2 separate regions of the Homo sapiens genome follow, and region 2 is linked to region 1. The links are chromatin contacts, found by Hi-C or POLR2A ChIA-PET in ENCODE. All regions are on one chromosome and are shown on one strand. Each heading gives the region's core, a stretch centred on a gene start or an enhancer-like site at or near the end of the contact. The rest is flanking DNA. Distances are from core to core; before and after follow the strand shown.

The links. Hi-C counts contacts between places; a loop is a spot of excess contacts on that map. ChIA-PET counts read pairs that join two places held with the same protein, here RNA polymerase II (POLR2A). Pooled maps may share reads with other maps.
Region 2: a map of IMR-90 shows a loop between it and region 1 (5-fold over the local background). The contact joins the promoter of LINC00229 here to the enhancer-like site in region 1. A Hi-C loop is called at or near these places in 4 of 168 maps with a recorded cell type or tissue (HepG2, IMR-90, Panc1 and 1 more), 1 of 37 single-sample maps with no recorded cell type and 6 of 50 pooled maps. POLR2A ChIA-PET finds 5 or more read pairs at or near these places in 1 of 52 experiments (activated T-cell).

What each region holds. Positions count from the first base shown.
Region 1 is chr22:44,349,151-44,353,707 of GRCh38, forward strand. No RefSeq gene overlaps it. Among named protein-coding and RNA genes, the nearest start is that of SHISAL1, 38 kb to the left of the region's middle. RefSeq lists an enhancer at 3,499-4,428. Within about 2 kb of position 2,706, at least 2 of the 41 ENCODE cell types and tissues checked have a DNase peak (open chromatin) inside an H3K27ac peak, as active enhancers do.
Region 2 is chr22:44,623,517-44,628,073 of GRCh38, forward strand. It overlaps LINC00229 (long intergenic non-protein coding RNA 229), which reads right to left and starts at 1,903. Exons shown (of 5, transcript NR_044991.1): 1 at 1,801-1,903. It overlaps LOC105373060 (a long non-coding RNA gene), which reads left to right and starts at 562. Exons shown (of 2, transcript XR_938301.1): 1 at 562-640; 2 at 1,037-1,276. RefSeq lists an enhancer at 781-1,280.

The DNA of each region.
Region 1 (4,557 bases), core at 1,456-3,955:
GAATCTGAGCCCAGCTGCAAATGCTACTGCCCATCGCTCCCTGGGGGGCGTCTGTGAGGCGTCATTGCCTCGCTCCCTGGCCAGCACAGGCCGGTTATGCAGCTGAATCCTGGGCTGCTGCTGGCCTCTGGCACAGGTGGCCCCTGCTGCACTGGGCAGGCCTGTTGGGTTCTGAGCTCTGCGGCCTGGGGTGGGCCTGCTGCCCTGGAGTGGATGCCTTTCCCGGGTTGCTGTCCAGCTCATCACTCCCCTGCCCCATGGCTGCACAGAGTCCTGAGCGGTCGGCAAATCACAGTGACTGTTTTCTCCCCCCATGGACCAACTGGAGGGGAGCGCTCAGGTGTCTGCTGTCCAGGTGTCCGTTGGCTGGCGCCCCTGACCTGCGGACTCCAGAGCAGGTTTCCAGCGGTCGGGGTGGCCTCTCTCAGGCTCCATTCGCTGGACCCCTATCCTATAACATCCTCCTGAAACCCAGCAGCCTCGGTGGAATGGAAGCACAGTCAGTGTAATGAGGGCGAGTTCCTGCATTTGGGTCTTACCTTCAAACCCTCCCACAGTGACCAGGAGTAAGGGTTCTTCCACTCAGCAAGGACACAGAGGGTGAAGGCTGCATTCCAGGAGTTGCTCTAGGTCACTCACTTGGAGAGGCGGAGGCAGAGAGAGCGGCTGGGAGGTATTTTTCTGGGTTACGTTTGTAACTTGACCCTTCCTCTTCACTTGTTCATCTATGGGCTGCCAAGTCCCCAATCTCCCTCTTGAGCATGAAACCCATGTCACCAACTGTCCAGGCCCTGAGGCTGCAGGCAGGTCTGAGCTGGAACTCTGCACCCTATGCCCAGATCTCCACCCTCACCCTCCAGTCAGATGCTTCCCCTTGGCTGGCACCAGGCTCTGTGGTTCCACCTTGTGAATTCGTCCACTTCCGTCCACTACCACACTGTTGGCACCACAGTCGCTGTCTAGGCATCATCCTGCTGTCTGCTCCCAGGCCCCCGCCTGAGTACCATCAGCCTGGCTCTGCCCAGCAGCCCAGCCAGCTGCCCGGAACGTCCTGCAGTGGGATGATCTGACCAAGGTACCAGGACACCAGCATCAGCGAGATATCACTAGTCAGGGTCCCCAGAAAGGCAAAGGAAGGGGATCCCCCTTTCCCAATCCTGACTCCTCACTCACATCAGAGACCAGAGAGGGAGGATTGTGGGGACACTCTTTCAGGAAGAGAGTGGGCGCAGTCCCACCCTGAGTCTCCAAAGGGGAGGAGACTGCTGCCAGCTTCTCTTCTGCCTGGTGGGACCGGTGAGAGAGGCTCGGTGTTGACTGGAACCAGGGGCTGCAGGCTCAGGGGAAACCCAGGAGAGAGGGCTGGGTTGGGCACGGCTATTATTCCCAGAGTTGGCCTGGCCGAGGTGCCTAAGTCAGTCTGTGGTTCAGACATGGGGCTCAGGGCTGGGGGAGTCCTGCCAAAAGACCCTGACAATAAGTCTTCAAGGTGTGAAGACCTTGAAGAAGAGACTCAGGGACTAGGCGTGGGAGGGCAGCAGCCTGGGGCCAGCCATCTGCTTTGGGAAACTCCGCCCAGTGGCTGCATCTTGCCGTCTGATCAGAGGACGAGATGGGCAGGCAGGTGGGGTGGGATTTGTGTTAGAGGCTTGGGGGGCTGTGGTTCAACTGATTTGCCTGTGGCCTCAGGGGGTGTGAGCCCCATCCCCATTTATGCGGGGGGCTGCCAGGTCCTGAGACCACCCCTGCCAGTTCCTCCCAGGTGATGGGGTTGCTTCTGAGGAACAAGTGGCCTCTGTCCAGGAGTCACGGGGGGTGGGGACACCCCAAGTTCACAGACACCCCTCCCCCACACTAGAAAGTATGAATGGAGACAAATTTCGTCAGCCTGGTGTTCACATGCATGGCACAGCTCCCCCCAGCCCACCTGCCCAGGGGCCCCAAAGGTCTCAGCCTCGCACGAGATCCCCCGACTTTCCAAACTTGTCAGCTTTCCAGGTTTGTCTTCCTGGACGTGTTTCTGCCCAGGGGTTTCTGCTGTGCCTGAGAGGTGGCCCAGGGTCATGTGACGGGGGTAGAAACTAGCCCAGCAGGCCTGGGTTTGCCTGCCACTGTGCTTCTCACTTGCTGTGTGACCTGAGGTAAGTTACCAGAGCTCTCTGAGTATGTTTTCCTAGTCAAGCTTTGGACAGATGCCCTGTGCGGGGGTGAGTGGTCAGAAAATGCTGTTTCCCCTGTCTCCCTTCCACTTTTGAATGTTTCCTCTTCTCAGCTGACATTTAAAACAATTCCCACAGGCCGGACGTGGTGGCGCACGCTTCTAATCCCAGCACTTTGGGAGGCCGAGGTGGGCTGATCACTTGACGTCGGGAGTTCGAGATCAGCCCGGCCAACATGGTGAAACCCCATCTCTACTAAAAATACAAAAATTAGCCAGGCATGGTGGCGGGCGCCTGTAATCCCAGCTACTCAGGAGGCTGAGACAGGAGAATCACCTGAACCCGGGAGGCAGAGGTTGCAGTGAGCCGAGATTATACCATTGCACTCCAGCCTGGGTGACAAGAGCGAGACTCTATCTCAAAAACAAAGCAAAACAAAACACCAGTTCCCACAAATGCCTGAACCTCCCCCTGAAACAATGACTCATCTTGGGGCGGGGGGTGCCATAAAGTATGTGATCAATTTAACCCTGTCTCAGCCACAGTGTCATCACCCCAGCCCCCGTCACCTCACTGATATTAAGTAGGCAATGAACACGGCAGGTGGAAGCAGTCCCTGCCTGATGGGGGAACCAGATGGCGAAACCGATGGCAGGGCTGCAGTGGGAACCTGGCTTTGCCTGCATCACGGGGGAAGAATCTGAAGAATTGGCTGAGGGCCATTGAGAGCCTGCGGCTGACGGAGACTCGGGGAATTTAATGATGGGTTAGTTGCCTGCATACAGGAACCTGCTGACATGGCATTTTGTGGGCAATTCTGGGAATTTTGGTGACAAGTGTTCCTGACCCCTCAACCTCACCCTCACCCCCACTGTGGTTCTCAGTTTCTGATTGGGTAAGGACAAACCTCAGTGGAAACTCAGTCCCAGGTGGAAGGGGCCCCAGAGGCTCTCTGGTCAGGGAGGCTCCCTTTGTGTGAGTGTGTGCATTCACATGTGTGCGCCTCTTGGAAGAGAGGATTCCAGGTTCTTTCAAAGCTCAGAGAGGTTTGTGATTCCCAGAGACCAAGAACTGCAGGTCTTGTTCATTTTACAAGCAGGAAAAGCCCCGGACAGCCTGGCTTGACTTACAATGTGGCCAATTTGCTTGCAGTTGAACCATTCCCATAGTTTCCTTCAGGAAGCAGGTCTGGCGGGCTGGGGGTGGTGGTGAGGGAGGTGTCAGGGACATCTGTCACTGGTGCCCCTCCTCCTGGGGTTTTCAGGAGTAGGCCCAGGGCTGGTACCCCCTCACGATGGCCCCACACCCAGTCACAGCCAGTGGAGACCACAGTAGAGGGGAGGGGACTCCTCTGGGCTTGGTCCTCATTGGTCACTACCTGTGGCCCAGGTGCCCTGGGTACTTGGGCCTCAGGAGAGGACCGCTTTGGCCACCACGTCCACCGCACTGCCACAGCTCCCCTCACTGTCCTCACCCCCCTCCTCAGTTTCCTCTTGATGGTCAGCTGGCCCGCCCCCTCCTTTCTTGCAGAAGAGGAAACACAACACAGCCCTGTGACTCTTCAGGGCTCCCAGTTTTCTCTGTCTCCGCCAGGCTGGTGGGGCTTGCTGCTGGGCCCATTGGGGTGAGATGTGTGGGCCCCACAGCCTTCTTCCTGCCTGCCCCGGGCTCTGAGGCTCAGGGACCTGGAGACCCCTCTTTTCTATCCGCCTCTAACAGGATGAGTTGAGCATGGAGGTTTCTAGACTGGGCCTCCTGGCAGTGTCTCTTCCCAGCCCCAGGGTGCTATTGAAGGGATGCGAGGCAAGGAGAAGGATTCGAGCCAGGAGCCCCGAGGAGGGAGCTGCTTGAGGGACCTATTGCTTGCAGGTAAATTCCTGGTTTTGGAGAACCCAGGTGGCCCCCAATCGCCCCCACTTTCTGCGCCTTCCGACAGGTGGCAGGCGGCAGGTGCTCTGTGCATATATGTCCCTTTTTGAGAATTCGCTCTGAGTCAAGGTGGCTCATCCCAAGGCTCCTTAGACCTCAGGGAGCACCTGCGATTTTACAGCAAGTACCCATGCACTCTCCCGCTTAGACCCCACGACAGCCTGGCCGGGTGGCGATTTCAACTGACATTTTGTATAAGCCTTCAGGGGGCTGAGTGACTTGGCTGAGAACACCCAGTGGGACAGCAACAGAGCTGGTGAGAGCACTCACTTTCCAAGCCTTATTCCAGCACTCTCTTCCCAGCCCTGGGGAAGCTTTCAGGTCATCTGGTAATGGCAGAAGCACACAGCCAAGACGTGTGTGGAGAAGCTGCGGGTAAAACCCCTCTCCCCCTCTCTATTCTCAGCAAGCAGCACAAGGGACCCCTCTGAAGGTGGGGAGACCACGACCCTGCTCACCGTTCAGCCCC
Region 2 (4,557 bases), core at 653-3,152, 270 kb after region 1:
CAAGAAGGAAACACAAAGAAGAAAAATGGGGTGTGCAGGGGCATGGAGGTGGGACTGTGCTGTCATCAATCGAGTCTTACCCGGCGGGGGCATCAGGGTACCCTGACCCATCCCTCACAGAGAAGGCTGGAAGGAGGGGGTCGGGGGACTGGGCAGCAGGAAAGTGGGAACGGCACGTGCAAAGCCCAGAGGCAAGAAGGAGGTCTTTTCAAGAAACTGCAGAGGGTTCCAAATGTAGGGGTGCTGGGTGTAAGGTGGCAGCCGACGGCAGCCACGCCACCAGGGCCCAGGCTGAAGAGCATCGCGGGGCTGAGTGACGGCGGCTCTGGAGCCCGAGCGCCACCCCTTGGCCGTCTTCACGGTGCAAAGACAGAGAGTGAGCGGTGGGGGAGAAGCTCCTGGGACAGAGGGCCCCCGCCTGCCCTCTCTGTGTGCTGGGGGGAGGGATGGGTGCTCTCCCACCACCTGCTGGGCCATCTGGGGGGGTCCCAGGCTATGGGATGGAGCACAGGGCGCTAGACCCCTGGGGCCCTGGGTGAGCCCCCAGTCTGAGATCACAATGGAGTGGTCTGGGCTGGAGAGAGGGAGCCCAGAGGAGTCCCAAGCATGCCTGGTGGTCTGCGACGGTGTCCAGGAGGAGGTGAGGTTTGGGCGGAGCTTTGGTGACAACCAGGGTGTAGCAAGGGGAGGGTGATATTCAGGATATTCAGTCCCTTCGGGGTTCCCCGGGCAGGCCTCTGCTGCCAGCTCAGCACCAGGCCCAGGCTGGTGGAGGCCACCAGAGACCACTCAGTAGACCCTCCAGAGTGGGGGTGGGGAGCCCCTCCGGATGCTGATAGTGGATGACAAACAGACGGAGAAGGGGGGCCCCCAGGACAGAGGGGCACAGGGCCGGGAGACGGGTTGCAGGGTCTGAGCCGGTTCTGCCCTGCCTGCCTGGGGACTGCCCACATCCTAATCCCCTGAACCTGTGAGAATGACCTTATTTGGAGACAGGATCTAATTGCATCCTGGATTTTTTCTGGTGGGCCCTAAGTCCCATGACAGTGTCCTTGTAAGAGACAGAAGAGGAGAAGACACAGAGGGAGGCCACGTGAGGATGGAGGAAGAATGAGAGGGACAGGACCACAAGCTAAGGAACCGGGGCCCCCAGGAGCTGGGAGAGGCAGGAAAGATCCCCCTGAGCCCTCAGAGGAGCCTGGCTCTGCCGACACCCTGATTTCGGACCTCTGGCCTCCAGAACTGCGATCGAATAAATGTCTGTTGTTTTAAGTCCCCCAGGCTGTGGTCATCTGTGAGTCCGCAGAACTGACTTGGGGACCTTGGGTGGCAGCAGCTCCCCTGCACACGGTCCCACGGGTCCAGCGCTGCCCACACTCTGTCCCTCCCAAAGGCAGCCCGGGTGATGAGGGCCGACAGGGTGCTGTGGCCAAGGCCGTGTCAGCGTGCAACATGGAGGGCCCGAGGCTGCTCTTGAACAACACCCACTGCCTGACCCCAAAGGCACCGTCATAAGGCAGGGGCCCGGCAGCAGCACCAGTGTACCCTGAGCTGCTGCCCAAGGGCCTGGCCTGGGCACACACAGAGGGGCCAGCTGGGCTCGTGGCCTCTCAGGGCCATTTCAGGCCGGCCCCCATGCTGGCAAACCACGGGGAAGGCCCAGAGAGGGTGGGGCCCTGTGGGATTTAGGGGGGATCAGAGGGCACACACTCTTCCAAGAGCCAGAAAGAACCCTGGACCCTGCGGGAACCGCACCCTCAGCCCCTCCCGGGCTGCAGTAGGTCTGGGGGCTGGGAGCACCTGGGCGGGGGGACGGCGTCGCCTGCCAGCCACAGGGTCTCCAGACGGCTCAGATGGGGAGCCAGCCCCAGTGTCGCTTGGAAGGAGGCAGTTCTAGGTGGTCCAGGTTCCCAGTGTCATGGAAACAACAGTGGCTGTTTGTTAAAGTGACAGCGTCATTGTTTTCATCATCATCATTACTTGCTGGACGCTGAGCGCCGGGAGCCTCACTCACCCATCCCAGGGGGTCCTCTCCACACCCCATCAGGAGGCGGATGGGCAGGGACACACCGCTGGTGGGTGGGGACTGGCCTGGGACTCTGAGGGCCAACCCCCAGCTCCTATGGCAGTGACAGTGGCTCACGAGCAGAAGGCCAGGGAGATGAAAGGGATGGGGGTTCCCAGGGAGGCCCCTTCCCCTCCCTGAGCCTCAGTTTCCTCCTCTGTAAAATGGGGATGAGGCTGGCCCATCCCAGGGCAGGCAGGGCTGCTGGGAGCTGACCAGGCAGAGGGTAAGACTTTGTGGACAGCATTTCTCCAGACATTTGGGAAGGGGAGTGCAGGGAACTAGCAGGTCCCATGACCAGAGGACCCCGCGCTGGGTTGAGTGCTCTGCCATCCTGTCTTGAGATTCTTAGTCATTGGTGAAGGAGAGCCCCCATTCTGGTTCACCTTGGCTGGGCCAGCTCATTATTTGGCTGGTCCTGGATGTGGGCAGCCCCAGGATGCAGCCCTCCTCCTCAGGCTGCCCCCACACACCCCCGGCCGGGGCAGGCTGGCCGCCTCCCCGCTGGGCCTTCCTCCCGGGAAACTTCCCTGACTGCCATCCCCCCTCACCTGGGGGCCTCCCTCCCACAGCCTGGGCAGGGGTCAGACACAGCAGGAAGGGTTTGCTGATGGGCTACATGGTGATCCTTGGGGAACACTGAGGGGCGCAGGTGTGGCTTCCCCAGCCCAGCCCTAGGAGGGCCCACAGCTGGAATTTTCATCGTCCAGAACCGTCCTGGACGGCGCCCACGAAGGGGGCCAGGTGTGAGGCAACCCCAGGAAGGACGGTGGCTCTCCAGTCTCCGCCTGCAGGCGGCCTGATGGGATCTGTGGGGCACTGCTGCCACCTAGTGGTTGATGAAGAGAAGGCAGCACACACCCACCTGGGAAGAATAATGTTAATTAAGTTAGAGAGTGAGTTAGAGAGTTGTTAGTTAGAGAGAGTTAGAGAGTTAGAGAGTTAGGGTTAGGGTTAGGATTAGGGTTAGGGTTAGGGTTATGGTTAGGGTTACCTTTACGGTTAGGGTGAGACGGGGACATCCAGTCAGGATAAGCATGGGGGACCAATGCAGAAGATACAAGTTTCCTGGATGCTTCAGACAACCCAACTTTCTTCCCTTCCCCACCACTGTTCTCCAGTTAACTACTTATCAGCTTACCCTGTGCACAAGGTAATGAAGACGGTCATACAGCCAGTGAGTTGCAGGGATCGCAGGAACCCCACGACCACCAGGTGGACATTCAAAAGGCAAATCGCATCCCTGAGGACCCCACACTAAAAGCCAAGCTCGAGCCAGCTCTTCCCTCCTCAGGTGAAAGCTGTGAAAGCTTGAGGCTCTGTTGCAGGCTGCAGGGAGGAAGGGGCACCACCCTCTCCCTCCTGCCCTTCCTTCCTTGTGGGTGGTCCTATTCTTCTGTCCTGGTTTTGCAAACGCAGCTTCCAATCCCCTTTCCCACGGGGAGCCCCTCCTGTGTAGAGACAGGAGCCTCCCTGGGCAGAGACCCCAGCTCTGCCTCCGAGATGCCCCCAGGTGACCTTCAGAAGTGAAAATGGACCTCCAGCCCCACCTCTTCAAGGTGCAGCTGGCCAGTGAGTTAGCGAGAGAAGGAAGCCAGGCAGGGGGCAGGGGCACCGTGCTTAAGAGGCGGCCTCGGGGCCAGGTGCAGTGGCTCACACCTGTAATCCCAGCACTTTGAGAGGCCGAGGTGGGCGGATCACCTGAGGTCAGGAGTTTGAAACTAGCCTGACCGACATAGAGAAGCCCCGTCTGTATTAAAAATACAAAATTTTTTTAGTAGAGCTGGGCGTGGTGGCTCATGCCTGTAATCCCAGCTACTCGGGAGGCTGAAGCAGGAGAATGTCTTGAACCCGGGAGGCAGAGGTTGTGGTGAGCCGAGATCTCGCCATTGCACTCCAGCCTGGGCAACAAGAGCAAAACTCCATCTGGAAAAAAAAAAAGAGAGAGAGGCAGCATCGGGCATTTGGACCTAGATTCACAGCTCAGCTCTGCCGCCTTCCCAGCTCTCCCTGCTCCGTCACCTCCCTGGGCCTTGTGCCTTCACCGTAAGACTGGGGCAGTGGTGCCTCTGCCCTGGGACGACCATGTGCATTCAACAGGAAATAGTCGCAGAGCTCCTGGCCAGGCTCAGTGTCCAAGGCGAGTCCTGCAGGCCCCGCAGAGCCCATGCATGTGCCTGGAGGCACCGCGGCCTGTGCTGGGAAGGAGGGAGAGGAGGAACATTCCACTGCCTCATCACTGTCCCAGAGGCACCAAATCAATGCCCCCACCTGAGGCAGGGAGGAGACAGGGCACGAGGGGAGGAAAGTAGGGGGAGGAGCGGGGCCTGGACAGAGGCAGGGGAGGAGCAATGGAGAACAGCCAGACGCCGGCTTGCCAGCAAGAATGGAGGCCAGTGCCTGGCGCAGCCACACCTGAGCTTTCCGACTGTTCATCCTGGAGATCTGCAAACCGCACTCCCCCACAACAGCCCCAGGTGCCCCTCCTGAAC